2 separate regions of the Homo sapiens genome follow, and region 2 is linked to region 1. Evidence: read pairs that join two places in POLR2A ChIA-PET (ENCODE). Cell type or tissue: A673. All regions are shown on one strand. Each heading gives the region's core, and the rest is flanking DNA. Links, peaks and the distances in the headings are about the cores only. Region 1 has its middle 50 kb from the start of SMIM38. Region 2 overlaps FGF19 (fibroblast growth factor 19).

The links. ChIA-PET counts read pairs that join two places held together with the same protein. Peaks named below come from ENCODE experiments on the same cell type or tissue, not always from the same donor. Only the 100,000 strongest peaks of a DNase experiment are listed, where the experiment ranks them.
Region 2: POLR2A ChIA-PET joins it to region 1 with 13 read pairs; 1 of 35 experiments calls an interaction of 5 or more read pairs at or near these places.

Annotation. Positions count from the first base shown.
Region 1 is chr11:69,198,605-69,213,592 of GRCh38, forward strand. No RefSeq gene overlaps it. Among named protein-coding and RNA genes, the nearest start is that of SMIM38, 50 kb to the left of the region's middle. RefSeq lists enhancers at 8,467-8,967, 8,968-9,468, 9,850-10,351, 10,352-10,851. In A673, for the core only: no CTCF peak of the experiment used is centred there; DNase peaks (open chromatin) are centred at 7,817 and 8,157; H3K27ac peaks cover 5,436 bases.
Region 2 is chr11:69,684,812-69,699,799 of GRCh38, forward strand. FGF19 (fibroblast growth factor 19) reads right to left here. Exons shown (of 3, transcript NM_005117.3): 3 at 13,427-14,765. The coding sequence ends at 14,451. Among named protein-coding and RNA genes, the nearest start is that of FGF19, 12 kb to the right of the region's middle. RefSeq lists silencers at 1,099-1,348, 1,121-1,291, 14,470-14,764 and an enhancer at 3,749-4,948. In A673, for the core only: no CTCF peak of the experiment used is centred there; DNase peaks (open chromatin) are centred at 6,869 and 10,267.

The sequences.
Region 1 (14,988 bases), core at 4,743-12,742:
GAGGGAGCCATTAGGGAAGAAGGCCACCAACATGGCCGGCTGACTGTGGTTGGCCTTCCTCAGGGCTGAGGCTTAGATAGGGTGAGCCTATCTTGTAGATGTTCCTCAAAGGAGAGGACACAAATGAGCAATTTGTGACCTTTGTGTGCTTGCTGTCCATACCTTCATCCTTCCATCTCTCCATCTATCCATCCGTCTCTCCATCCCTTCCTAATCCATTCATCCCTTCATCCATCCCCTTCATCCATCCATCATCCATCAATCTCTCTATCCCTCCATTCATCCATCAATCTCTTCATCCTTCCATCCACCTATTATCCATCCACTTCTCCATCCATCCATTCATCTATCCTTTATTCATTTATCCATTTATCCATCCATCCATCTCTCTATCTCTTCATCCATCCATCCACTCATCTATCCATCTCTCCACCCCTCCATACATCCATTCATCAGTTGTCCTTCCATTAATTCGTCCATGTTTCCATCCCTCCAGCAGTCTCTCCATCCCTCCATCTCTCCATTCATGTATCATCCCTCCACCCATCATCCATCCATATCTCCATCCATCCACTCATTGATCCTCCATTTATTCATCCATCCACCCACCCATCCATCCATCCATCCATCCATCCATCCATCCATCTCCTATCTCTCCATGCATCCGTCTCTCATTTCTCCATCCCTCCATCTCACCATTGCTCTATCACTGCATCCTTCTATCCCTCCATGTCTCCATCCCTTCTTCCAAGTAACAACCAAGCACTTGCTCTGGGTGGGCCCTGTGCTGGGTCCTGGAGAGAAGGGGAGAAACTGGGCTCTGTCGTTCAGGACTTTGGCAAGGGCCCCTCACGGTTGGGGTGTGGAGGCGTGGTTTCCCTTGGGGCTTTCCCCATAGTGAGCATGTGATGCTTTCAGGGGAACACTGCCTTTTAATTTTTATCCCAAGATTCAAGCAGCACAGATCCTCTCTTGCTTCACAGCCCCTGTCCAATCCTGCCTTTCATTAACTAACTTTAGTAACTTTCCTCGCTGTGTTTAATTAAGATTCATACGAGCAAGACTTGAAGGAACACAAGCATCTCAGTGCGGCTGGGCCGGCCTTTAGTCTTGGGCTTTTTACCTCTTGCCCGTGGTGGTGCTGGCTGCAGAGGACCCCCTGAGCTGGGAGTAGAAATAACTCACCTTGGTTTTTTTCTTGCTGCCAGACTTTTAGGATGGCTCTGAAACACCAGACTAAGTCTGTGTCCAAAAGCCTCAAGCATTGGCCTGGGATTATGTAGGTGGATATCATTTGAGGACTATGGAGGCCAAATTATTTCCTTGATTGTCTAATCTCCTTGTTAACAACATTTGTGAAAAAATGAAGGGTTTTTTTTTTTTTTGTTTTTTGTTTTTTTTGGCTGCAATGGAAGTTTCAAGACTTACAAGGAAACAGCTTTTGCTGTTCCCCTCTTAGGGCCTTCCAGCCTGACAAAAGAAATCAGCAGCTTGCCCGTGGGCAATCTGGAGAGGCAGGAAGGTGGGTGAGGGAAGCATGACATCATATCAGGTGGGAATAAAAAGGCGTGTCCTGCAGTGTCCCTGTTCAAACATATTTTGGTGCTTGGATGCCCGCTTTGGAAGCTGGAAGACCCTCAGCAGGAACTGCGAAGGGCTCCAGAGACCCGGACTCAAGTTTTCAAACTTTAAAAATGAGTATGGCAAGGGAGGAGTGAGGGGTGAAGGGCAGCAGCCCCCTGGTGGGGAGCAGGGGCGCCGGGAGTCAGATCTGACAGAGGGCTCCCGGCTGTGTGCTGCATGCGTGGTTCCCCTTTTTCTTGGAGAAAATGGGGAGGCAGGAGTGAGGCAGATTGCTCTGGGACAATGGGCCCCTCTCCCGTCGGGTGGGAGCGGCTCTGGGCCCAAACAATAGGCCTGGGCCGGCCCCTCTCCTGCTGCCCACCGTCTGAGACAGATGCCGGGGAGCCGCCGGGAGTGCCCCAGAGGTGACCTTCGGGGGCTGCCCTGTCACTTTGTGGAGGAGTCCTGGAGAGGGAGGGAGGCAAACAATGGTGGCCTCATGCCAGGCGCCCGGCCTCCGGCACGGGCCAGGGCTCCCCAGGGAGAGCACGGCCTGGCAGGTGCTGCTATTGTCTCAGGGCGCAGGGGCCTTCCGCGGAGGTCTCCCGGCAGGGAGGCAGGGCACCGGTCAGCACGCGGCAGGAGAGGCTTGGGCTGGAGGCCCTCTTGTTGTTCTCCAGGGAGGACGCAAGGAGCTGATTCTGCTGGCTCCATTCAGGCCTGACAGCCCCAGCCCAGTTCTGCCCTCAGCCCCTAAAAGCGTCATTCAGAAAAGCAATTAACGTCTCTGGCCTCCAATGGCACCGGGACTCTGAGTGTCAGATTTTACAGCCGGACCTGCCCTAGGAAATGCCCAAATCTGAGCTGACATCCTCGCTTGAGCTGGGGGCACAGGCGGAGTTTTCTGGAGGAAGGGCATCAGCTCAGGAGGACAAGGGGTGAGCCCTGGATTTGTCTTTTCTCTGCAAAGAGACTTGCCCTGGGAGAACCCCCACACCATAAGCTGAAAGCAGTGGATGAGCGCAGCAAGGGCTCTCTCATCCTGGGGAGGAGCAGTAGCTAATGGGTGTGCGTGTGTCCGTGTGTGTGTGTGTGCATATGTGTGTGTGCATATGTGCATGTGTGTTTTTGTAGGCATGTATATGTGCACATGTGTGTGGCTATACATGCGTGCACACACACATACACTGCAAATGTGTTCATGTTGTGTGTGCGTTTGTGTGCACACACGTGTGTCTGGGCAGGTGTACATACCTGCATGTGTACACAAGTGTATTTGTGTGTGCATGCCCATGTCTGTCCCATGTCTGTGCACATGTGTGCATACGTGTTTGGCGGGGTGCATACTTGTGCCAGGCACTTTGCTGGGGATTTTTGCAAACGTCATTCATGTGACTTATGATCTGCTGGGAACAGGCATTGCTATCTTGACCACAGATGAGGACACAGACCCCTGAAAGGCACATGACTTGACTATACCTCCTCAAACTCCTCAGACCCCAAGGTGGGTCTGCAAGACCTCACAACTTGGGCCTTTTCTACTGTCCACTCATCTGCAGGCTGTGTCCTTCCTCAGCCTGCTGGCTCTGGGATCTGGGAATGTGCCTTGGTCGGCTGGGTCTTTGAGACTGTTCTAGGCCCTAGGGGAGAAGCAGACACAGTCTCTGCCCTTGTCCTGCAAAGGGGAAGGGAACATGGAGGGCAGAAGTGGCTCCTCTAGGTGGCAGGGAAGGTGGTAGGGGAGTCCAGAGGAGGCCCATGTCCTGCTCTCAGGGGCCAGGGAATGCTTCCCGGGAGAATGATGTCCAAAGCCAGGCTGCAGGTTGAGCCAGCGTGAGGCAGGTGAGAGAGGCCTGGAGAAGTCCCTAGCTGTAGAGAAGGTGCCCGCAGCCCTGAGGGAGCCAGGGGTTACCTGGGGGGAGGTCTGAGGCTCACCAAGGTTGGGTGCTTGCTGTCACCTGCTTCATTGCGGAGCCATACATGGAGCTGCGGAGTTCAAGGTTGGCTTCTCAGACACCTAAGGCAGCCTCACAGCTGAGCCAGTCTGGGGAGGAGGACCACCTAGGGGCCTGGCAGGTGGTCCAAGTGGCTCCTCAACTGGAACTATGCCCTGCCTTGCCCTGGTTCCCTGTGCTGGGGTGACTCTGTGCTCAAGCCTATGATAATCGTCTCTCTGCCTGCCTCTGGTGTCCCTGGTCCTCCTTGTACTGCAGGAGCTTGTGCAGGGCAGGGTGAGTGGCGGGGACTTGACTCTCACAGTCCCTAGCTCTACTGGCTCTGAGATTTCAGCCAACCTCCCCTCCATGAGCTGCGCTGTCCTCATCTGTAAAGTGGGGGGATTGGCAGAAAGCCACGGACAGTTTCCCACAGTGCCCTGCCCATCAAGCAGGCCATATTCAGACAGTGCTGTCATTTCACCGAATGGAGGACTCCCTCTCACCCCCTCTGGCTGGCATTTCACCAAACCGAGGGTTCCCTCTCACCCCCTCTGGCTGGCATTTCACTGAGCAGGGGGCCCCCTCTCACCCTCAGGCAGACCTGTCATTGCACCCAGCCTTTCTCTCTCCTGATGTGCAACACCAGGCTGGGCCGGCGCTGACCACCCTGGACATGGCAGTGTGGACGGTAACAGAGCCGGTGACCCGCCCTCCGTCGGGGCGCCTTCCCTGGCGGCTCTTGCTCCTGCCGTCTTGAGTTCAACCTCCCAAGAGGGGCTCTGGTGGGTCCAGGTAGTTCTTCTCCCCGCTGTGTGTGGCTTTTGCTCCTGATGGTTTCAGGCTGTCGGTGCCCCGGGGGTTGGTGTTTTCCCCCCAGCTCCTGGTCTCTAAGCTGAACTAGGTCCAGGCTCTGTGAACACTGCCCAGTCCCTGTGGCAGCTCCATCAGGGGCCTCTGAGCGTGGCAGGCACCCATGCACTGTGGGCGTTTTCTTTGAGATGCTGCCTGCCCGTTGCGAGCTGCTGGCCTAAGCTCCTCACTGAGACTGCCTGGCATTCGGAGGACGACCACAGGGGTGTGAGCTGCCCCGGGGTGCATTCGCGTCAAAGAGGTTGAGGTGGAACCAGCTGCGACCCTCAGCAGCAGCAAGTGGCCACTTTGGGGACCCTGTGGGTTTTGAGTCAGAGGAAAACAGAGTTTAAGCCTTTTCCCATTTGTCCTGAGAGTACTCACCAGGGGCTTGCGACTGCAGTGTTTACCCCGAGATAACTCCGCCACGAAATAGCTCGATTTTATTATTATTTTTGCATCGCTCTAGTATATTGACTTTGGAAACAAAAGACGTCATATCCTACTCATAGCATTCTGTTTCTAGTAGCGGCATTTCCATTTACAAAATAGAGTCATTCTCGATCGCTGAAAATGTCACATCCTAGAAAACACAGAATTCCTACGCGTGGTTGTTCTCGGATGTTTGTTGGCCAAAGATTGATTTGACGAATCCGTTTTTTCCAAAATAGACGATTCTGATGATTCACGCGAGTCTGATGTTAGTTCTGTTTAGAAATGACTCCAAGAACAGTTTTTATGTTTTATTTTCTCATTGAAAAGCAGTCAGATTTGCTTCAGCCTCAAGAAGTGTGTTTATGTAAAATTAAATGAGTGCTGGCTTCGAGCCGCACTTTTTTTTCCCCCTAAACAAGAAAAGGGTTAAAACTGGAAGAACCTTAGAAATGACCCCTCAATGCACAGATGCTGACACAGAGGCCCAGAAAGAAGGGTGTTTTTGGGGTCCCTGGGAAGCTGGGGCTCTGCTGCCCTCAGGACATGGAGCGGGAATACTCAGCCCAGGGCACCCTGGCCTTTTCTCTCTGGGCTCCCGGGTGAGTGTTCAGGACAGCAGCCAGGTCATGACTGATGATTTTCTAGGGACCTCTACTTTGCTCATTTAGAATCACTGTGACCCTATGGGGTGGGGGGCACCGGAGATGTTTGTTCCGTTTTACAGTCAGTAAAACTGAGGCCCAGAAGGAGCCAGGATGTGCTCGAGGTTGCACCTGAGGCCAGGGCACAGCAGTGTCCAGGGTTCTTTTAGAAACGTTGCCCTTGGTCTGAGTCCTAGGCGCGTGGGTCCAAAGGGATCTCAGGTGGGAGGATGGTGCTGGGGGGTGGGGCCCACCCAGCACCTCTCAGGGAGGCCCGGACTCATGGCTGCCCGGGGCTGGGTGGAGGAGCTCTGTTCCTCTGGGTCTGTGCAGGCAGGAGCAGAGGTCATCTCCTCCCTGAGTGAACAGGCCTTGACGGTTGTGTCATGGGGCCCCGTTGGGGGGACACTGTTTAATCTGACTGGCATGAGTAGATTTCAACGGGTCCAAGTCTGACTGCTGTGGGGTGCCTGGGAGCGGGGCTGGGTGTGCACGGCGGAGGCCCCAGATACCATCCTGCCTGGAGATGCAAGGTGGGAAGGTGTGGCAGAGTCCTCATGGCCTTGGCGGGCTCGGGTGGCAGGGGGGACCTCCATCTCCACCCTGCTCTGTTTGACCTGGGCTGCTTACTGGAGGGTGGAGGGAGAGCAGCAGGGCCTTGGAGGGACTTAGTGAATGACCAGCAGAAGGAGTGGCTTCCGATGGCACAGGCGTCCAGGGCAGATGGTTCCGGCCCGCTTACGGTGGGTGAGACACGCAGAGGAAATACCCTCAGAGCTAAACCCTGGCTCCTGGGTCAGCCACGGAGTTTCTTCAAGCCCCAGCTTCTGTATCTGGAAAGGGGGTGAGGAGATGACCTTTCTTGAGTAAGTCAGTGCTGGAGAAGCTGTTCGTGTTCGCTGAGGGTCAGCTTTTGTCGGCGCAAGAATCAGACCTGGCCATGTTGCGGGGCACTCACTCAGCCAGTCTGGTTGGGAAACCTGCCTTGACCTTGGCTGGAGCGAACCCCTCTCCCAGACAGTGATTCATCGGGGGATGTGGTGTTGAGGAAGGGGTGGTGAACACGTGCTATTGAAGGGACGCTGTTTTTCTCCCCCCGCCCCCGGGGTTTCGTCACTGGCCTGGGAAAAGGCTGAATTTGGAGCCCTGTGGGCCGTGCACTTGGTGAGGACTGGTGGGTGGGGTGTGTCCCGGCTGCCAAGGGAGGAAGGCACACCGTCCTCTTTTCCTCTTTTCCTGAGGCCTCGTGGTGGTCATGACAGTAGCAGGGCCGATGACAGCTCACACGGCCAGCAGTGTGGGCTCCTCACTCAAAGCTCAAACATGAGGCACAGGCGAGCTTGGTCACCTGGCAACTTGCTCAGGGTCACATGTCTGCTCAGCCATGGCCGGGACTCCAATCTGCCTCGCGTCCTCTCCTGCTCCTTCTGGGCCACGCTGCGCAGGGAGAAGGACCCCGGCTGGGTGGAAGCCCTTGGACTCCCTGCCTCAGTTTACCCATCATGTCTTTTGACCTAACCATAGCGACCTTTGGCGCTTATGTATAAAGCTCGCTCTCTTGGCTGCGTCACCAGGCCTGGGTTCCAGAGAGCCCTCCCTCCCCATGGGCCCAAGGAAGGGCCTGGAGTGAGGTGGCCAGCCGCAGCTTGGCTGGGATGGTATGGTGGTCCATAAGGCCTCGTGGGCTGTCCAGCTCCAGCCAGCCAGCCTCGGTGAAGCCAGCCGACTTGGCGGCAGTCTCCAGCACTTTGAGACGTTTGTCCCCCTCCTGCCCCCGTCCAGCTATGACAAGTGGGCTTTCAGTAGATATGACAGCCTCTGGTGGGGGGTCCCTGGCCCCTGTCCATGTCTCTACACTTGACTTGCTCGGAGTTCACTGGCCCGAAATAATGTTCCCAATGCAAGTCGGCGGACGGAACATTCGGAGTGGACGGTTTGCTTCCCCCCCACTTTTTAATACATTAAACATGCGTTACTGGAGTTCTACCCGATTCCTCTGACAGCTGTGAAAAAATAAAGAAAATTCAGTTTGAACTTAAAAAGCTCGGGCTTAATTTATGTCCCGCACCTTTGTCTGCTGGGTCCTTTTTCCTCTTCCGATGGAAAGGCCCCAGGGAGCGGGCGACAGAGGCTCGGCCACCCCACGTGGCCCCTCAGTGCCCGGGCCTTAATAGGGGCGCCCAGTGGCCAACACGGAGGGGAGTTTTCAGATGGAAATCGGACAAAACAATGCAATCATCTGTCTCGCAATCTGTTTTGAAGGGGAAAGAAAGAGCGGGCAGAGAGGAGAGAGTCGTTTTCTACTAGGGGAGGCTTCATTCAGAGAGTTTTATAGGAGAAGACAGATGTCATGAATACTGATGTGGAGAGCCTGGGTCTGGCAGAGTTTTTTTAATTTTCTGAGTTGTAAAGACAAAGTGTTTTAATAACACAGGGAAACACATGTTGATGGGTGGGTCTTTAGCTCATTCTGATTTCTCTAACTCCCTCTCTTTCTCCTCCTTTCTTTCCGTCTTTCTGCCTGCCTGCCTGCCTGCCTGCCTGCCTGCCTGCCTTCCTTCCTTCCTTCCTTCCTTCCTTCCTTCCTTCCTTCCTTCCTTCCTTCCTTCCTTCCTTCCTCCCTCCCTCCCTCCCTCCCTCCCTCCCTTCCTTCCTTTTTTTGAGACAGGGTCTCGCTCTGTGGTCCAGGCTGGAGTGCAGGGGTGCAATCTCTGTTCACTGCAACCTCTGCCTCCTGGGTTCCAGCGATTCTCTTGCCACAGCCTCCTGAGTAGCTGGGACCACAGGCGCCCATCGTCACGCCCAGCTAATTTTTTTGTAGTTTTAGTAGAGATGGAGTTTTGCCATTTTGCCCAGGCCGGTAACAAACTCCTGGCCTCAAGTGATCCACACACCTCGGCCTCCCAAAGTGTTGAGATTACAGGTGTGAGTCACCATGCCCGGCCTCTCCTTTTTTCTTCTTCTTTCTTTCCTTTCTCCTCCTTTTCCTTTTATCACCCTGTCTCCCTCTGTCTGTCTCTTTCTCCCTGTTTCTTCTCTTGGCCTGTTATGGGGTTCGGGAGCCACACAAAACATTTCCTTCTGTGCCCTTTCACGGCCCACCTTCCTGGTTGAGAGAAGGAATCTGCTCTTCTGAAGCACTGTGCTTCCATCTGAATGGCACAGCATTTCCGAGTTTGGGGACAGAATGTATTGAGCTAAAAGAGGTGTTTGCTCATGCACTCACTCTACAATGGGGGCGGGAAAAACAGGTGAATCAAGTGTGGGGCCTGCCTGTCCGTCAGGAGCTGCTGGTCAGACAAATATGAACGTGGACACAACCTGCTGGGAGGCGTCTCTGCTTTTGGCTCTCTGGGCAGTGGGGCACGTGTGCCCATAAGGCAGGTGCTGTCCCTGGTCTTGGAACTTCTTATGAAACCAGCCTGCCCGGCACCTCCTGCCATCCCTGTGAGGTGATGGGACAGGTGCTAAGCCTGCCCTTGGACAGATAAGAAAACTGCAGCCCCAGGCACAGAGGCACAAGCTGAGAGGTGACGTCAGGACTGAACTGTGAGCCTGGGAGTCCAAATCTAGGCTCACCCAGTCTTTCTGGCTCCAGTGAGGGCCCGCCACTGTCATCCGACGGATGGCATGTGTGATTTTTGGCACACGCCTGTGCAGGTGACTCCCACAGGTGCCCCGGAGGGAGGCGCTGCTGTGATGTTCATGCTACATGCAGGAAACAGAGAGGTTGAGTGACTTGCCCACAGCCCCACAGCTCCTACCTAGTGAAGCCTGGTTTGAGGCCACACCTGCCTTACTAGTTTTATTATTTATTTATTTTTTGAGACTGAGTTTCACTCTGCTGCCCAGGCTGGAGTGCAGTGGCGCAGTCTCGGCTCACTGCAGCCTCCGCCTCCGGGGTTCAAGAGATTCTGCTGCCTCAGCCTCCAGAGTAGCTGGGACTACAGGCGCCAGCCACCACACCCAGCTAATTTTTTGTGTTTTTAATAGAGACGGGGTTTCACCATGTTGACCAGGCTGGTCTTGAACTCCTGACCTCTGGTGATCTGCCTGCCTTGGCCTCCCAAAGTGCTAAGATTACCTGTGTGGGCCATCATGACCAGCCACTATTATTTTTTAAATTGTGGTAAAATATAACATAATATTTATCATTCTAGCCAGTTGTGAGTGTACAACTCTGTGGCATTTCATCCATTCATGATGAGGTATAGCCACTGCTGCTCCCTATACCCAAACATTTCCAGAGTCCTCAGCAAAACCTGGGTACCCATTAAACAGCAACTCCTCCCAGCCCCTGGTAACCTCTGTTCTTCTTTCTGTGTCTGTGGATTTGACTTCTCTGGGCACCTCATGTGAGCGGAATTGTACGGCATGTGTGTCTTCATGTCTGGCTTATCTCACCCAGCAAATGTCGTCTAGCTTCATCTGTGTTGTAGTGTGTGTCTGAGCTTCCTTCCTTCTTAAGGCTCAATACTATTCCAATGTGTGAAGAGACCACATTTCGTTTATCTGTTCATCTGTTTGGTGACTGAGCTCCCTCCATGCTCTCCAACAATAATCATGCTCCTCCACAGACAGGTGTCTTGGCTGATGGTGTCAGAGACCCCCTGGCAAGCCGCTGCTATGGGAGGGGTCTTCTCCCTCTCATGCCACCCAAGGAGACTCTGTGGGGTCCCTGCAGACCCCGCAGCATGGTCAGGGGCTCTGACTGGAGGCTGTTCCCTCCAACAGGACTCAGCAGTCAGGGTCTCCCAGGGAACCCCTGTATGCAGACTCTGGGAAGACAGGTGGATCAGGTGTGGGGACTGTCTGTCCCTCAGGAGCTGCTGGTTGAATGAATGCGACTGTCTCCTGCTGGGACACGCCTCTGCCTCAGGCTCTGGGCAGTGGGGGACGTGTGCCCCTAAAGAAGGTACAACCCCCGGTCTTGGTGCCTGGAGTCATAAGATCCATAGACACAGGGCAAGAGGGGCTTCCTGGGCACCCGCCGTGTGCAGGCTCTGCGTGAGGCACAGGGTTCGGGACTCAGTGGTGAATAAACTGCCATCCCCTTGTGGGGAAGAAGGGCAGGTGCACCTAGCTTACGCGTTCACTTGACAAGCAAGTATTGAGTGCCTTCTGTATACAGGTCTGCAGCTGGTGCTGGGGGCCGGCCTTTGGATCTGGTGTCCACCCCCTGACCTGGGCCCAGGCCCTCCCCATCGTCCTCTGCCGTAGGAGGTATCAGAGAGCAAGTACCTTCCTTAGTCACACCCATCACGTACATAGTGGATGTGCCTCTTTTTCGGGGCAGGGGGTAATCTTAATCACCAAGCAATTACTAAATGCCGACCATGTTCTCAGGCTTGGCAGAGGTGGGTGCTTGTTACCCCAAGGGACAACCACTTCCCTCCATGCTCCCCACCCCACCCAAGACCCTTCTCCACTCCACTCCTGACTGCCGCCTCCCACCTCTGCCCTGGGTCGCTGTCTTTATTGTCTTCCTCAACATCTTCCATGGGAAAGGCCAATGGCTTGAAACAGGATTGACGAGACACCCGGGGCCTGCTCCACACCCGTGGGCTCCTGGGCGTGCACCCAAGAGCCTCCACCCCTGAATGGCTGGCATCCAGGTGGGCTTCCCATAAGGAGCCCCCTTCTGCGGGCCTGGGAGGGTGGGGAGCCTGTGGCGAGGTGGCGGGGAAGAGAAAGGGCACAGGTGCCCCCTCACTCCGAGCCTATCGGATCCCGGAGACTTGCAGGCTATAGACCTAGAGGTCCAGCCAGGAGGGCTGGCAGGGACCATGAAGCAGGAGACGTCAGGGCAGAGAGAATGCCTTTTAGAGCCAGATAAATTCTTACTTCCCCTTTCCCAGCTGCGTGACCCTGGGAAACTTCAACACTCCGTGTCTCAGTCCTCTCATCTGTAAAATGAATCTGATGAGAACTGTGTAAGAATAGAGGTGTGTGGAGAGCTCTCTGGTGCCAGGCTCATGGCAAGACTGTGGTGACACCAGCCATCGGAAGGCAGGGAGGCTCCTCTGTGGACAGCTGGATGCACAGGTGCGTAGCAGGAGCTCAGGAGGGTGTGCCCGCGGAGTCGCAGGTAAGGGAGCCACTCCAGATTGCAGAGCTTGGCTTGGAGGTGTCGCCTCAGGAGGGTCTTCCATTGCCTGGAGACCCCACATAGGCCCTCTTCTTCCTTCAAACACAGCCCCCAACCTCTCTGCAGGGAAGTCCTCCCTGACCTTCCAAACCAGGGCAGACCCTTGTCTGGGCTCCGTCGGCCTGGACATGGTGCCATTTCCCACTAGTGGGGCAGAAGCCTGTCTACTTCAGTCTCCCTTGTGTCCCCAAGCAATGGGGACTTGAGCATAAACGTTCATGAGTGACACATTTATATTGATAGGCAGGGCCACACTGTGGGAGGAGCTGGTGGCCTGAGAACCCCTGTGAACAGCAGGGTGACACGTGGCCTCTGGTGATCCCTTTTGGGAAACGTCTGAGAGTCTGAGGCTGTCAGGCCCCTGACGCTGACTCATGGCTGGGACAACCTTGAGAGAGTCACTGCTCTATTTCCCCATCTGTCAGCCAGGGGCTTGGCATGGGTGTTCTCTGTGGGTCCTTCCAGCACTGAGGTTCTGAGGTCATTGTTGCAGGGGTAGACGACTCTGGGGTGGCAGGTGGGGCTGCCGTAATCTTGGGGGAATGAGCTTTGCTTTAGGTGAGGCTGTGCAGAGGCATCTGTGTCGAAGGAGACCAAGGCCTGCTCTGCTTGCCTCCCTGCAGCTGGCTGGGCTCCTTGCTCTCCAAGGTTCCTGGACTTTCCTCCAGACCCGAGTGCAAGCTCCCTGTGGCTTCCACCCACCGCTCACAGGAGTCTCTGCAGCCACCAGACCCAGAGCCCAGACACCATCCACTGTCGGGGAGAGGCACGTGTCCACAGCTTCCTGGAATGCAAGGCTGCATGTGGCCAGGGCTGCTGCCCGCTGAGGGGCAAGTGCATGCCTGGAGACCACAGTAAGGAGCCAGTCTCATGCTCTGGGAGTTTAGATAAGGCTTCATGCCCCTTGGAGCCAAACCTCTGAATTCCATGGAGTTGTTGGGTCAAAGAGCTTGCCTAGGTCTGAGTTGTGGATACCTGTTGTCAATGAGCTCTCCACAAAGGGGTTACCATGATAGGTCCCACCACCTGTACCTCTCCTCTCCAAATTTCACCACTGTTCTTTCACACCTTTGCCAATTTGGTAAGTGCAAAATGATATTTTAGTTGTCTATGCTTACACTGATTGGAGGAATGCTTTAAGTTTGATTATTGGTAAGTGAAACATTTTGTTACCTGTATTTACTGATCCCACTTTCCTTTTATGAATGTCCCAGTTACATCTTTTGTCCATTTTTCTATTATTGTGTTTCTTGTTCTTACTGATTTGTAAGAGCTCTTTGTATATTCAGGTTATGAAGAGGGTCAAGGTTTATTCATGAATGACATTTCTCTTTTCTGAAGGGGGCAAATGGAGCATTTACTCCTTTCTCAAAGTGAGCTGATATTTGAATTTATTATTGTCTATTTTTCCATACTCTGTTTTACACTTTTCTTTGCACTTTGTAGCTGTCTGGGCACAGATGCCACCGAGAGAGCTAGAAAAAGTCACAAGGAGATCTTGGTCTCAGAGCAAAGGGCCCGCATGTAACGGCTTTGTAGGTCCCAGTGTGCAGGAGAGGATGTCTGAGTTCATGCTCTGGGTGCTTTCCCTGGCCGGCAGATGACAGGGAAGGAGCAAGCCCCAGTCCCTCCCCAACACACACAGCCCCTGCCCCCGACCAAACACGAAGTCACTTCTTTGGGGACAAGCAGATTTTTCAAACAAAGTTTGCCAAATATGCACATTTTTTTTTTTTCTCCAGGGCAGATGCAAACGGTCTTTTCAAATCAGTTTGGAGGAAAATAAATGAGCCCACGCTGAGGCTTCAATAAATCTTTGCGTAGCCACAAGGGTGAGTTTTGGGCCCGATGAAGGGCCCAGTGTGTGGCTTATGAATGATGCCCAGTGACGGCTCTGCTGCCCCCGCCTTCCCCTCTTCCCCTCCTCCGTCCCCCAACCCAATTTAAACTTGGACATTAATGTTTTAAGACAAAGGGACCTTTGGGCATTTCTCCCCCTTGTGGAGGAAGTCTCTCCGGTGAATTATTTGTCGTGGCTGTGCTCGGCGTGTGATGGGGGCTCGTGTCTCCGAGCCAGGGCCTGTCTCCAGGAGATGATCCATGTGCCGCCCTCCTGCCCTGGGGGCTCCAGGACCCCCAGCCCCAGATGCAGACAGGACTGTGGTCCCCCGAGGGGATTATTCCTCCCTGCCTGCCATCCCTGCTGGATCCTGGATCGTGCTGGCAGCAACCCAGTGTGGCTCACATAGACATCGCCTCTTGATGGGTCTCCCTGCCTTAGTCCCCATCCATTCTCCAAAGTGGGGGTGGCCGAAGGATGGCGTGAGAGGCTCTGAGCCTGCCTTTCCCCTGAATATCCCTGGATCAAGCCCAAAGCCTTAGCTTAGCATCCTGGTGACATCTCTGCTCTCATCTCCCTTCCTCTCCCTGGTGTGGACACTGCACCCACCACCAGCTCTGAGCACATGGCCCATTGGCTCTGCAGGGGCCCTCCTCTCTGTCTGCAGTGGCCACCTTGCCACCAGGCCCACCTGAAGGAACCGTGCCTCTCTTTACGGACTGACCCCAAGGTTTGCCCATGCTTGGAGGTCTGTCTGACTTTGCTTTCCTGATGCCTGGCAGTGGACCACCATGCCCACTTGTCGGTGGCTGTGTAGCTCATACTCACTCCATCTGGCAGTTTCCACCCACCGAGGACCACTCAAGTTTGCCCCACTCCATGTCTGCTGTTGGGAGGGGATGGTGCATCCCACAAGCAACAGGAGCCACGGAGCTGGGGGCTGGGGCTGTCAGCCTGGATGGGCCAGGAGGGGACCTTGCTGTGCCTAGTGGAAGAGTAGGTGGTCCCCTACTGGCTCCAGGCCGCTGGGTGGGTCACTTGCCCATCCCTGCCTGGGTGTCTATAGTGGGTGTTCCCGCCAAAATTCATGTCCCCCTGGAACCTCAGAATGTAACCTTATTTGAAAATAGGGTCTTTGCAGATATAGTTAAGTAAGGATCTTGAGATGTGGTCATCCTATATTGGGGGAGGGGACAGTAAATACAATAAATGTCCTTGGGAAAGACAAAAGAAAAGACCCAGCCACAAAGAAGAAGGCCATGTGGAGACAGAGGCAGGGATGGGGGTGATGTGGCTACAAGGCGTGGAACTCAGAGCCCCCAGAAGCTGAAGGAGGCGGGAAGTTTCCTCCCAAGAGCTGCCAGGGGTGGGGCGGGGCAGAGGTGGCATGCGGAATGCTCTGCCCACACTGGATGTATGAATCTGTTCTCATGCTGCTAGTAAAGACATACCTGAGACTGGGTAATTTATAAAGAAAAAGAGGTTTAATGGACTCACTGTCCCACGGGGCTGGAGAGGCCTTATAATCATGGTGGAAGGCAAAGGAGATGCAAAGTCGTGTCTTACGTGGCGGCA
Region 2 (14,988 bases), core at 3,854-11,853, 490 kb after region 1:
CTCCTCTGCCCTCCACCTCCCGAGGCTCATCCCCGCAGCCTGGGGGAGCTTCCTCCTTTCCGCCCTTGGTGGAGCAGAAATTCTTGCTGGGCTCCTTCCCCCGCACCGGGAGAGCTGTGAGGAGTGGCCTTGCTGTTTCCATCTTCTTTCTTCTGCACTGACCGTTCCCCCTTCCCAACTGGACAGCAGCATCCCAGAGGCAGGACGGTGGCTCCTTCTAAACCTTGGTGCCCCCAGCTATGCCCAGTATGGGGTCTCTGGCATGAAGTCCGGTGCAATAAAGGGTGAGCAGTTCTCCTTACCCGCCTTCCCATGTCCACCTCTGGTCAGTGGGCTGTGCTGGTCCAGGAAGCCAGGGATTTTTGGCTTCTGAGATGCAGTCTCCACCACTCCACATGTTTTTTTTGGTTTTTGGTTTGTTTTAAGACAGAGTCGCGTTCTGTCGCCCAGGCTGGAAGGCAGTGGCACGATCACGGCTTACTGCAACCTCTGCCTCCTAGGCTCAAGCGATCCTCCCACCTCAGCCTCCCAAGTATCTGGGACTACAGGTGCATGCCACCACACCTGGATAATTTTTATATTTTTTGGTAAAGATGGGGTTTCGAATTCCTGGGCTCAAGTGATCCACCCACCTTGGCCTCCCAAAGTGCTAGGGCTACAGGCGTGAGCCACTGTGCCCTGCCAAATTCCAAACGTTTCTTGACAGCGTTAGTGAAATTCACGTTCCTGCACCTCAGTTTGCTCATCTGTAAAATGGGAGTGATGTTGGTACCCCGTTTTCAGGATCGACATGAGGATGAATACTTGCATATAGGAAACAGAAGAAATGTATTGATAGATAAATATAGTGAACATAAATTCGAATACAGGAACAGGAAGTTGTGGAGGTGATGGAGCCTGCCTCTCCCTTGCCCTTTGCTGAGGTCCAGGCACACACAGTAGGGGCTTTGTTGATGTTTGTGTGTAGCCGATGTTCTTTTGCTTCCTGGGGGCTTGTCTGCAAAAGTTGCAGGGGGCAGGGTGGAGGGCAGCTAGTCAACCATCAGATCAGACTGCGGGAGGGGCGAGCGTGAGCGAGCAGCTGCTGGGTGCTCTCAGGGCAACCTCGCGGCTTCCGAGTCCCCGGCCCCGCGCGGGTAAAGGGGCACCGAAGGCACCTTGCAGACCGCGCCCTGCACTCCCTGACCCTCGGCCTTGCGCGGGGCCCATTCCAGTCACCGCCACCGGGGGCCGCCATTGCGCCGCGGACGGCCCCGCTCCTCCGGGGAGCCGCAGAGCCGCCTCCCTCCCGGGCCCTCTCTTCGCCGCTCTGGGACGGTGTCCCTGCGGCCGCTAGAATTCTCTTCTGAATCTCCACTGCCCCAGCCAGATGTCATCCTGATAATCAGACCTACGGGAGATCGGACCGTTTACTTTTTCTTTTTCTTTTCTTTTCTTTTTTTTTTGAGACCGAGTTTTGCTCTTATTGCCCAGGCTGGAGTGCAGTGGCGTGATCTTGGCTCACTGCAACCTCCACCTCCCGGGTTCAAGCGATTCTCCTGCCTCAGTCTCCCGAGTAGCTGGAATTACAGGTGCATACCACAACTCCTGGCTAATTTTTGTATTTTTAGTAGAGATAGGGGGTTTCATGATGTTGGCCAGCTGGTCTCGAACTCCTGACCTCAGGTGATCCGCCCTTCTCGGCCTCCCAAAGTGCTGGGATTACAGGGATGAGCCACCGTGCCCGGCCCGGACTGTTTTCTTAGATCCTCACTTGAAGATCCTAGCAGTCTGCTTTGGAGATGGACATCGCGGGCCTCACTGGGGAAGACACTGCGCTCTGGGAGACACAGCTCCTAGGGGCAGGTGCCCCTCCCACCTTAGTCCCCACCAGACCCGCCCCTGCCTCCTCCACCCCATTAGGCTGAGGCTGATCAGAGGGGCCCTGGCCCACTGCCCGGGTCCCTGCTCAGAGGCCCCACACAACTCATGGGGAGAAGGAGACATGGGCCCAGTGACAGGTTACCCGGCTCTGATGGGAAAAGCGAGGTCTTGGAGCCCTGCCTGTTCTGGGTGCTTCTGTTTGTCAGCCTGCTTGGGCCTGGGCTGTCCCCCGAGTCTCAGGCTCCTCATCTGGGCTGGCATTGGGGCCCAGGCTTCAGCCAGGTCTAGACTCCCCACCAGCCACTCAGGCAACAGTCACTCCACTTGGGACCCCAGGAACCACAGGGCAGGACAGCTGACAAGGAAGGGGGCCCCCACTTCACCCCGAACCTGCCTTGAGCCTCCCATGCCTGGTGGGGACCCCACCAACCCCAGTGTCTGGGGAAGGCAGGACTCTGAGACAGGTGGGGCTCCCAGCCCCGGCAGGTGTCGGTGGCAGGGAAAACTCAAGGCCTGGCACCGATACCATCATTCTCGGTCTTCCCCAAAGTAAGGTGAGTATACGTGGTGCCGATGAGTCAGGTCCATGCCCAGGTATGCATTAAAATTTCCCTGGGAAAAAATAGAGAGTGTAATTTGGCAGGCTCTGGGGAGATTTTAGAGGTGCCTGCACTTCACTTACGTCTTTCCACTGCCTGGTCAACATAGTGAAACCCCGTCTCTAGCAAAAATACAAAAATTAGCAGGGTGTGGTGGTGGATGCCTTTAATCCCAGCTACTTGGGAGGCTGAGGCAGCAGAATCACTTGAACCCAGGGGGCAGAGGTTGCAGTGAGCCAAGACTGCACCATTGCCCTCCAGCCTGGGCTACACAGTGAGACTCCATCTCAAAAAAAAAAAACAAGGCTTAAAAAAATTTTTTTAAACAGCCTCACCCATATGACTTCTTTTAACCTTAATCACCTCTTCAAAGGTCATATCTTTAAGTACAGTTATACTTTGAGGTACACTGGAGGTTAAGTTTTTAACATATAAATTTTAGGGACACAATTCAGGCACATATGACTGTGTATACAGACACCTATACACACACACACATATATATACACATACACGGTTTTTGAAAAAAAGAAACTCAAACTGAAGAAAAGGTTATAGTAGAAGTTCTCCTTCCTACCCCGTCCCCAGTCCTCTAATTCCTGTCCCCAGAACTACCCACAGTTTTATTGTTTTCTATACTTCTTTCCAGAGAGGTTCTCTGCATATATAAGCATGCATATATATATATATCTTTTTTAAATTATTATTTTGAGATGGGGCCTCACTCTGTCACCCAGACTGGAATGCAGTGGCACTGTCATAGCTCACTGCAGCCTTGAACTCCTGGACTCAAGGAATCCTCCCACTTCACTTCCCAAGAAGCTAGAACTACAGGCATGAGTCACCACACCTGGCTGATGTTTACATTTTTTTGTAGAGATGACATCTTGCTGTATTGCCCAGGCTGGTCTCAAACTCCTGGCCTCAAGTGATCCTCCCACCTCGGCCTCCCAAAGTGGTACATGCTCTTTTAAATGACAAATTATATTATACTATAGACTGTGTCCTGAATTTACTTCTTCTACTCCACAATATACCTTCAATAACAAACCAACTGTGAAATTGCCAAGACTCAATATAACAAAGGTTTATTTATCCACTGTTCTCCTCCAAGTCCAGCACAGGTCACTGGGGGTTCTGCTCCACGTGGTCACGCAGGGACCCAGGCCTAGAAGGTTCACCAGGTTGTGACACAGTCATTGCAACCTCTTCCACGTGGCTTGGTAGAGAAACAGAGAGTGTGAAGAATTCACAACTGGTTTTTGGTTCCCTTTTTACATAGACATTTCAAACATACCCAAGTGTAGATAGTGTAAACAGACCCCCATATACCAATACCCAGCCTCAGCAAGGATCAATATTTCACTGTTCTTGTTCCAACAATGACCTCATTCCCCACGCCCACCATTTTTGCTGAGTCATTTCACCTGTACATACTTCAGTGCATATCTAACAGATACAGAGTTTTTTTACATAACCATAATACATGATCCCACCTAGCCAATTAACAATATAATTCAGTTTCCAGACCATTTCCATTTGTTTCAACAGTTAAAAACTGTCTTTTTAAAGTGTTTTTTTTTAAACAGCCTCACTCATAAGACTTCATTTAACTTTAATCACCTTTCAAAGGTAATATCTTCAAGCACAGTCATACTCTGAGGTGTACTAGAGGTCAAGTTTTTAACATGTGATTTTTGGGTACACAATTCAGTCGTGTGTGTATACACACACACACACACACACACACACACGGTTTTGGAAAAAACAAACTCAAACTGAAGAAAAAGGTTATAGTAAAAGTTCTCCTTCCTACCCTGTCTCCAGTCCTCTAATTCCTGTCCCCAGAAGCACCCACAGTTTTATCGTTTTCTATACTTGCTTCCAGAGAGGTTATCTGCATATATAAGCATACATATGTATATGCCTTTTTTTTCTTTTTTTTTTTGAGATGGGGCCTCACTCTGTCACCCAGACTGGAATGCAGTGGCACTGTCATAGCTCACTGCAGCCTTGAACTCCTGGACTCAAGGAATCCTCCCACTTCACTTCCCAAGAAGCTAGAACTACAGGCATGCGCCACCACACCTGGCTGATATTTACATTTTTTGTAGAGATGACATCTCGCTATATTGCCCAGGCTGGTCTCGAACTCCTGGCCTCAAGTGATCCTCCCATCTCAGCTTCCCAAAATGGTACACACCCTTTTAAATGACAAATTATATTACATTATAGTTGGTGTCCTGAATTTACTTCTTCTACTCCACAATATACCTTCAATAACAAACCAACTGTGAAATTGCCAAGACTCAATATAACAAAGGTTTGTTAATCCACTGTTCTCCTCCAAGTCCAGCACAGGTCACTGGAGGTTCTGCTCCATGTGGTCATGCAGGGACCCAAGCCTAGAAGGTTCACCAGGTTGTGACACAGTCACTGCAACCTCTTCCACATGGCTTGGTAGAGAAAGAGGGAGTGTGAAGAATCCACATTTGGCTTTTGGTTTTCTTTTCAGTTTCTATTATAGACATTTCAAACATACCCAAGTGTAGGTAGTGTAAACAGACCCCCATATACCAATACCCAGCCTCAGCAAGGATCAATATTTCACTGTTCTTGTTCCAACAATGACCTCATTCCCCACCCCCACCTTTTCTTGCTGAATCATTTCACCTGCAGATACTTCAGTGCATATCTAACAGATACAGATTTTTTACGTAACCATAATACATGATCCCCCTAGCAAATTAACGATATAATTCAGTACCCAGACCATTTCCGTTTATTTCAATAGTTAAAAACTGTCTTTTTAAAGTTTTTTTTAACAGCCTCACCCATATGACCTCATTTAACCTTAATCAACTCTTCAAAGGTCATATCTCCAAGTACAGTCATACTTTGAGGTGCACTGGAGGTTTTTTTTTTTTTTGAGACGGAGTTTTACTCTTGTTGCCCAGGCTGGAGTGCAATGGCGGGATTTTAGCTCACTGCAACTTCTGCCTCCTGGGTTCAAGTGGTTCTCCTGCCTCAGCCTCCCAAGCAGCTGGGATTACAGGCATGCGCCATTATGCTGGGTTAATTTTTTTGTATTTAGTAGAGACGGGCTTTTACCATGTTAGTCAGGGTGGTCTCGAACTCCTGACCTTAGGTGATCCACCCGCCTTGGCCTCCCAAAGTGCTGGGATTACAGACATGAGCCACAGTGCCTGGCTAAGTTTTTAACATATGAGTTTTGGGGCCACAATTCAGTCACTTATGTGTGTGTATACACACCTATACACACACACACACACACATATGGTTTTTGAAAAAAGAAATTCATACTGAAGAAAAGGGTTACAACTAAGAGAGAAGGTTTTGCACCTATTTTGTTGAGCTGAAAACCAAACAAGGCCCATGTGTTGAGTTGCTGGCTCTGTCTCCTGGGTCTCTTTATTTTCGACTTCAGTGATGAGAATGCACAGGAGGAGAGTGGCTCAGAGAGGACACGAAGGGGAAACCTGAACTGTGAGAGGTTTACAGGGAAGAATGAAAGTGGGTGACGCTTTGCCTTAAGCCATAAATGAAGGCAAGGGAGATCAAGCAGGCAGTCTTGACGTTAGCGGGGAAGTGAAAAAGAAGATGGAAGAAAGAAAGGAAGGGCCAGGGAGGAAGGGAAGGTGGGAGGGACAGTGGGTAGGATGGGGTAGAAGGAAGGTATCAACTTTCACACATCATTATCAAGAACAAGGAAAATTTCAACTTCAGTGTGAATAAACAATCATCGACAAATGCGGAGATTAATGAGATGACAGAATGATTAATAAATTGTTGGATAAGGGTTTTAAAGCAGCCATCATAAAAATGCTTCAACTGCAATTATGAATTCCCTTGAAACAAACGAACGCATTAAAAATCTCAGCTGTCGGCCAGGCACGGTGGCTCACACCTGTAATCCCAGCACTTTGTGAGGCTGAGGCAGGTGGATCACTTGAGCTCAGGAGTTCGAGATCAGCCTGGGCAGAATAGTGAGACCCTGTCTCTACAAAAAATACAAAAATTAGCCAGGCATAGTGGCATGTGCCTGTAGTTCCAGCTACTCGTACTAGAGAGGCTGAGGTGGGAGGATACCTTGAGCCCAGGAGGCAGAGGTTGCAGTGAGCTGTGATCAGCCACTGCACTCCAGCCTGGGTGACAGAGCTAGGCCCTATCTCAAAAAAAAAAAAAAAATCTTAGCTGTGAAAACTGATCTTACAAACTGGATTATTCTTGTCATACCCAACTAAACAAAGTCCAGAAGCCCGGGGGGAAAAGCACTCCTGATACATAACAGTATTTCAAAAATGTAATTCTCTGCAAGCCTGGTTGCTGAAACTGCCTGCTATAACCTGAAATCAGTTTTACCCAATAGCTGCTGATGCAACCTGCTGCAACCCTAAGACTAGGTTTACTCACCGCCCTTGCTCACCAATCAGAGCTTGCCAGCTCCCCAAAACCTCCTTCATGCCAATGAACTTTCTTGAAGAGCAATAGGTAATATTTCTCCTTTTTACAAAACCTTTAACCTTCCCTTTGTTTTCTGGACATATTGAAGACTCCCTAGTCTGTATGTGTGCCCCAAATTGCAATTCTTTCTTCCTAAATAAAATGTTTTAATTTCAGAGATTTTTCTCTATGTTTTACTGGATTTTGACACAGCAAAGAAATGGAAGTTATGGAAAAGAACCAAATGGAGAATTTAGGATTGAAAAATACAGCCAGGCATGGTGGCCCATGCTTGTAATCCCAGCACTTTGGGAGGCTGAGGTGGGTGGATCATGAGGTCAGGAGATCAAGACCACCCTGGCCAACATGGTGAAACCCTGTCTCTACTAAAAATACAACAATTAGCCGGGCATGGTGGTGCACACCTGTAGTCCCAGCTACTCGGGATGCTGAGGCAGAAGAATCACTTGAATCTGGGAGGTGGAGGTTGCAGTGAGCCGAGATCGTGGCACTGCACTCCAGCCTGGTGACAAAGCAAGACTCCGTCTCAAAAACAACAACAATCACACACACACACAAAAACCCAATAACAATAACAACAACAAAACCTTTCTGGATGGGCTCAACAGTCAAGTAGAGATGAGGGGGATGAAGTCAGTGAACTTGAGAACAGAGTGATCAAAAAAAATGCAGCAGTGCAGAAGTTGTGGTAATGAACCACAGGGAGAAAGCAGACCAGAAAGAAAATGAGCAGTCCCAGGGCCTATGGAACAACAGCAAAACAGTGAAAATTCCTATCATGGGAGTCTCAGAAGGAGAAGATAGAAGAGTGGGGCTGAAAAAGTAGCCAGAAAAATAGAGGCTGAAAACTTCCCCAATTTGGTGAAAGACATAAACCTACAAATTCAAGAAGCTGAACCAACCCCAAATAGGAACAAAACAAAGAAATACATGGCAAGACACATCATAGTTAAACTTATGAAAACTTAAGACAAACTCTCAAAAATGCTCAGAGAGAAATGACCCTTTACTCATAGGGAACACCAGTTGGAACAACAGTGGATTTCTCATTGGAAATCATGGAAGCTAGAGGAAGTGGCACATCTTTCAAATACGTAGAAAGCAGGGAAGGGGGAAGAACTTTCTGAAAATATCCTTCAGGGTTGAAGAGAAAATTCAGATATTCTCAGATGAAGGAAAACTAAGAGAAGTTGTTGCTAGCAAACTTATTGTTTAAAAAATGGTTGAAGGGGGCTGGGCATGGTGGCTCACGCCTGTAATCCCAGCACTCTGGGAGGCCGAGGGAGGTGGATCACGAGGTCAGGAGTTCAAGACCAGCCTGGCCAAGATAGTGAAACCTCATCTGTACAAAAAAAATACAAAAATTAGCCAAGCTCAGTGGCAGGCACTTGTAATCCCAGCTACTCAGGAGGCTGAGGCAGGAGAATCGCTTGAACCCAGGGAGCGGAGGTTGCAGTGAACTGAGATCACGCCATCGCACTCCAGCCTGAAGGGTTGGGTGCAGTGGCTCATGCCTGCAATCCCAGTAGTTTAGGAGGTCAAGGTGGAAGGATCGCTTGATTCCAGGAGTTCAAGACCAGCTTGGGAAACATAGGGAAACCTCATCTCTGAACAAAATTAGCCAGGCATGGTAGTATGTGCCTGTGGCCCCAGCTACTCTGGAGGATAAGGTGGGAGGATCTCTTGAGCCCAGGAATGCAGAGACTGTAGTGAGCTGAGATTGTGCCACTGCACTCCAGCCTGGGTGACACAGTGAGACTCCATCTTAAAAAAAAAAAAAAAAAAAAGAAAAGAAAAGAAAAGAAAATGTTCAAAGGAAGTTCTCTAAATAGGCTTTGAAGTTCAGAAAGGAAAGAAGAATATCGGACTGATTAAAAATAGGGGTAAAAATACAAGATTGTCCTTCTTACGCATTTTAACAATCATCTTTGATGCCTGACACCAAAAATCATGGCATCTGATGTGGTGCCCAATATAGGCAGAGGAAAGACTTAATGATAATTTAAAAGTGGAGAGAGAAAGAGACCTAAGTAAAGGTAACGCTCTTGCATTTCACTCAAAATGTTGAGCTGTTGATAGCCTCAGACCGTGGTGCCTTATGCAGGCAGTCATGTATGTACACAACCATGCAATGCTAACAATGGGGTACGTCCTCAGAAATGCATCGCTGGGTGATTTCACCATTGTGCGAACATTATAGAGTGTGCTCGCACAACCCTAGATGGTGTCGCCTGCTGCACACCTGGGCTATGTGGTACAGCTGATTGCTCCTAGGCTATACACCTGCACAGCACGGTACTGCTCTGAACACTGCAGGCAAAGGTTGCACAATGGTAAGTATTTGTGTATCTAAACATATCTAAAAACATAGAAAAGGCATAGTAAAAATATGGAGTTTTAATGTTATGGGACCACCATTGTATATGTGGTCCACCGTTAACTGAAACATCATTATGGGGCGCATGGCTGTATTGTAAAACTCAGTGTCTGTCTGTCTGTCTCTCTTTCTTTGCCTCTAGTGGCAAAAGGTACACCTTCTCTCCTCGCTCCCCTAATTGAGGTTCCTTTTTGGTCACCTTGACAGTGGGGGAGGGAGTATGAGACTAAGGCAGGCAGGATGCTGTCTCATGTCCTCCATAACTGAATGGACAATTTCTGCATCTGGGTGGCCCTGCCCCACCCACTCCCTCTCCTCTTTGGTCTTGTAGAACATTTTTGGCTGTCATTTCCCAATCCAAAGAGGGAAGGTCGCCCAGTGGATAGTGAACTGTAGGAACCTGGGGGAATACCTGTGCCGTGGGTTTTCCTCTGGGGAAATGTCTCTCCCCTTCTTAGTCCTAGCATCCCACGAGGGCTGATTTTTCCCCGGGCTACAGAAGGGGACACAGCCCAGCTGGTCAGAGCCTCCTGTGCCCAGTTGGGACGAACAAGGGACACAGGAAGGATCCCTGAGACCCAGTCTGGGGCTCTTGCTGGAGTTGTTGGTAAGAGAAGAGAATTGTCCATCATCTCGGCTGAGGCTGCTGGGGCCATCTTGTCACTACAAAGGGAAAAGATGCTTGAAAATGGACAGACAGACAGATGATGCCTGGTGTGGTGCCGGTTCCCAGGTCCCGCATGCCTAAAGCCCGGCACCTCCTGGCCTTCTCAGTAAAGGTGAGCCAATAAGTTCCCTTGTTTTTCCTACCTCAAGTCAGTTTGAGTTGTGTTTTCTGTCACCTGCGACCACAAGAGTCCTAATGCCGGGGTGGCGGGTTCCAGCCCCCTCCTTGGTTAAGAGGCCTTTCCCAGCCCCTGGGCACTTTGCCAGAATCCCCAGGAGTCAACAGGCCTTGAGGCGACGAAAAGGTTCTCGCTTTACAGATGGAGAAACAGGCCCGAAGAAAGAGTGGGATTCACTCAAGGCCTCCCTGTCCCTGGGATCTTTTGAATTCCATTTTGGAGTCTCACCAGCAGAGAGTCTTGTTCAACGGAAACAGTTTTTTGCTCCAGTCTTCTCTCATTTTTAACTCCATGTCCGTGGTGTGGGCCTAAAGCTCGGCTTGCCAGACAAAACACAGGACACCCGATTTGATTTGAATTTGAAATCAGCAATGAATAACTTTTTAGTATACATATGTTCCAAATATTGCATGGGACACATTCCTACTGAAGAAATGCATTGCTCACCTGAAATTCAAATGTAGCTCAGATGCTGTATTTTTATGTATTTGGCAACGCTATCTAAAGCAGGGAGAGGGGATGCAGGAAGAGGGCAAGGCTACCTCTTTATGAGGAGTAGGGGAAGAGTCGGGGTAGGGTGGATGCTAAGATGCAGCCTCAGAAAAATAATCTTCCCCATCTCCTGCCAGAATGCCCGCATCACCCACGGTCTGTCATCAGGGTTTTGCAGCTGCCAGGTCAGTAAAAATGTGGCCTGGAGAGCAAACATATTAACCATCAACAGTCTAGTGTGAATTAGTTTACGTACATTCACTTGTTATCCTCAGCTGTGCAGAAGGGAGAAGACTCCAGAGAGGGAGGTGCTGATAAGCCTCTTTCTTCATTTTCTCCCTGAAGTGCTGGTCTTCAGAGCACAAAGGATGGAATTTGAACTGGTTCCCTGCACACTAGAACCACAGGGGAGATTTTTTTTTTTTTTTGAGAAGGAGTCTTGCTCTGCCGCCCCGGCTGGAGGGCAGTGGTGCAATCTCGGCTCACTGCAAGCTCTGCCTCCCGGGTTCATGCCATTCTCCTGCCTCAGCCTCCCAAGTAGCTGGGACCACAGGCGCCTGCCACCATGCCTGGCTAATTTTTTGTATTTTTAGTAGAGATGGGGTTTCACTGTGTTAGCCAGGATGTTCTCAATCTCCTGACCTCATGATTCACCCACCTCGGCCTCCCAAAGTGCTGGGATTATAGGTGTGAGCCACCGCACCCGGCCCACAGGGGAGCTTTTAAAAAATCCCAGTGTCCAGACCACACCCATTCCCATTAAATCACAATCTCAGCTGGGCACGGTGGCTCATACCTATAATCTCAGCACTTTGGGAGGTTAAGGCAGGAGGACCTCTGGAGCCCAAGAGATCGAGACCAGCCTGTGCAACATAGCAAGACCCCATTGCTACAAATTAAAAAAAAAAAAATGAGCTGGGCATGGGTCTGTGGTCCCAGCTACTTGAGAGGCTGAGGCAGCAGGATCCCTTGAGCCCAGGAGGTCAAGACTGCAGTGATCAGTGATTGTGCACTGTACTCCAGCCTGGATGACAGAGTGAGACTGTCTAAAAAAAAAGAAAAAGAAAGAAAGAAAGAAAGAAAGAAAGAAAGAAAGAAAGAAAGAAAGAAAGAAAGAAAGAAAGAAAGACAAAAAACTCAGAATCTCCATGAGTGGTTTCCAGCTATCATCTTTTTTTCAATGTGCAGCCAAATTTGAGATCCAGTGGACATAATAGCTCAGGACACATGGTTCTATCCTTGGTGAGGTTTGCTGTGGATAGGCAGCCGGCTCTGTGCCAGGAATCCCGCAGACATCATTTCACTGGATTTCTGTATAGCCCTACCATGCAGACCCTGTTAACCTCATGTCCGCAGAAGGATGCAGGCTCAGAGGGGTGATGTGACTTACTCAAGGTCACACAGCAATCAAAGGGCCCTGCCCACAGCCCCTGAGCTGCCTCCAGGCTGTGTGGCTCCAGGAGAGTGCCTTTCCTGTCTGGCGCCTGCCACGGGTAGAGAAGGCTGTGTCCACAAGCATCATCCAGCCCTGCCTGTCAGCTCTCTAATCAGCATGGTTACATGACAAGGACACCAAAGAGTGAGAGGGGCATCTTGATTGGCAGATGGAGACAGGGAACGCCCCAAGGGTTAACTCTAGATGTCCTGGGCATGTCATCAGTGAGAATGACAAGTGGAGGTCCCTTTTACTGGAGAGCAGGGAGGCTTCACCTGAAATAGCCTTCGTAGACTTGAACAACGACATTACCCCCCTCGCTGCCAACGTAAGCACCTGGGAACTACTGCCCTGAGTGACCCAACCCTCCTCCCCGACTCCCTCCACCATCCCTAATCCCTGGCAAATGCTCATTTGGAATCATGTTTCATGCACACGTTGGTGTCCGGTTGCACCTGCTCCTCCTTGCACTCAGGATGTGGCCCACATCTGGTCACCCTGACCGCTAATTCTTGCCTTCCCAGCCTGCCGTGCAGCTGGGGCTGGCCTGGTCCTGTGACGCAAACCTGGTTCTTAGGATGTAGCCGGAATTTGCTGAAAGGTTCTAAGGAAGTTTTGGCTTTCTTGATGAGAGAGGCCCAGCCCGAAATGATTCCCTCTCCCTGAGTACAGGGCGCTCAGCTGAAGCCACAGCAGCCCTGGCGAGACGAGGCCCCAGCAGGACAGGGACACCAAGGGAATCACACAGGGCACAGCCCAGGCATCGCTGGGTCACTGGGTCCCTCTGGATTTGTGGCTGGACAAAAAGAAATCCTATTTGCTCCGGTCAGTGGTCCTCCGTTAAGGGTGATCTTGCCTCCTAAGAACATGCAACAACTTCTGGAGGTATTTTGGTTGTCACAACTTGAGGGTTTCTACAGGCATCTAATGGTGGGGGGTGGGGGGGGCACTGTTAAATGCAGGAACGTCTTTCCCCAGGGAAGAGTGCTGAGGGCGAGAGGCCCTCACTTAGGCCGCTGTTCCTTGGTGTTTGTTTCCTGCAGCCAAAAACACTCCTGGCAGAGAGGCCGCCCTAACCACTGAGACTGCTAGAGAGAAGGTGGACTGAGGAAGCCAAGCCCCTAGGCATGAGGAAAGGGCAGGACAGCAGGGCCCAAACCAGCCTCCACCACTAGAGCTGGCTGGCCCAAACCCGCTAACTTCCCACCCGAGCTTTTGGTGTCCAGGGCAGACACACCGAGGGTTTCCTCCCGTGGACGGTGCTGCCCCCCACCAGCCCCTTCCCCACCCTCCCTAACATTCTAGGCGGATAATAGAATGCACCTTTTGATACAAACAAACTCCATTTTAATATACAAAACAAACCTCACTTACATACATAAATATAATTTGGGGGCATAAATAATGTAAGAAAATAAGAGATGTACATATCAAAATAAATTACTCATAAATATCATGTTGGAAAACCAAGTGCTGGGGAAAGGGTTCTAGGTCTTCCCCCGCTGCTTCCACACAGCAAGTTATTGACAAGACTTGGGGTCTTCAAATCTTTTCTTTTCCTGATTTTTGAACAAGAAGTGCAGGTTGACATAAGGTGGGGGGCCTGGGAGGCCCCAATCCATGGGGAGGCATGTGAGGTGGGCAGAGGGCTGGTGGGCTGGGAGATGGAAGCAGGTGACACCGGGACAGCAAGTTATTCTCAGGACAGCATCCATGACAGAACTGGCCTCAGGGGGAATTCTCAAGTTGTCCCAGGGCTGGAGTGGGGCTCCAGGCTTCCCCTACTCCTGAAGCCTGGTGGGCCATGCCTGCTCCAGTCAGTTCTGGCCTGGAGGGATTTGGGAAGGGCAAATGGTCCCTGGAAGTAGAGATATAGATCAATTCCCACATGGGGTTGAGTGAAATTTACCTGCTGTTTTACAGAGTGGATCACCTGTTCCTGAAATTAAAACTACTGCCTGTCTTCTGGCTGCTCCTGGGGAAGTGATGAGAAAAAATTAGAGAATTTCAGCTTGACATAAGAATTTTTCCAAAGGAAGTGAGTTCCCCATCGATGGAGGTATTCAAGCAGAACTGAGACAGTGCAGCAGCTTGTCCAGCAACCTCGAGGGAGCAGAATGGGGGCCCAGGCAGCAGCTGGGCAAGCTACAGGCTTACAATGTTATGATCAGACAAGTCTATTGGCTAGAAACTGGCACTGCCAATGGAAAACTCTGAATATGTACAACTTCTAGATGTTTCTTCCTAAAGCTAAACAGAACGTGGACTCAGGACTGTTCTTGTAGAAGCACGTCCCCCACGCTGCAGGTACCACAGCCCCTGGCAGCAGTGAAGAGGCCCGGGCATGGTCTCAGTTACTTCTCAAAGCTGGGACTCCTCACGGCCTCCAGTCCGGTGACAAGCCCAAATGGGTCCATGCTGTCGGTCTCCAGGGGCGAAGAGAACATGTCAGATTCCAAGTGGCCCCTGAGGTCCTCAGGCTCCTCTGGGACCATGGGCAGCATGGGCAGGAAATGAGAGAGTGGAAGAAAGCCTCTGTTCTTGTACAGCTGCCGCTGTTTGGCACTGCTCAGGGAGACCGGGAGGCGGTGCTTCTCGGATCGGTACACATTGTAGCCATCTGGGCGGATCTCCTCCTCGAAAGCACAGTCTTCCTCCGAGTACTGAAGCTGCAGAGAAAACAGGCAGCTCTGAGCAATCCACAGTGGACAGGGAACACGGGTCCACATGGACGTTTGTGCTACAGACTGTCCCTGGTGGCCACCAGCAGTGACCTTCCACATAAGCATCACTTGCATGTTTTATACATACTTCCTGATGTACACACTGTACGTGTAAGTATATATAAAATATACCTTTATATATGTAAGTATATATAATATATAATGTACT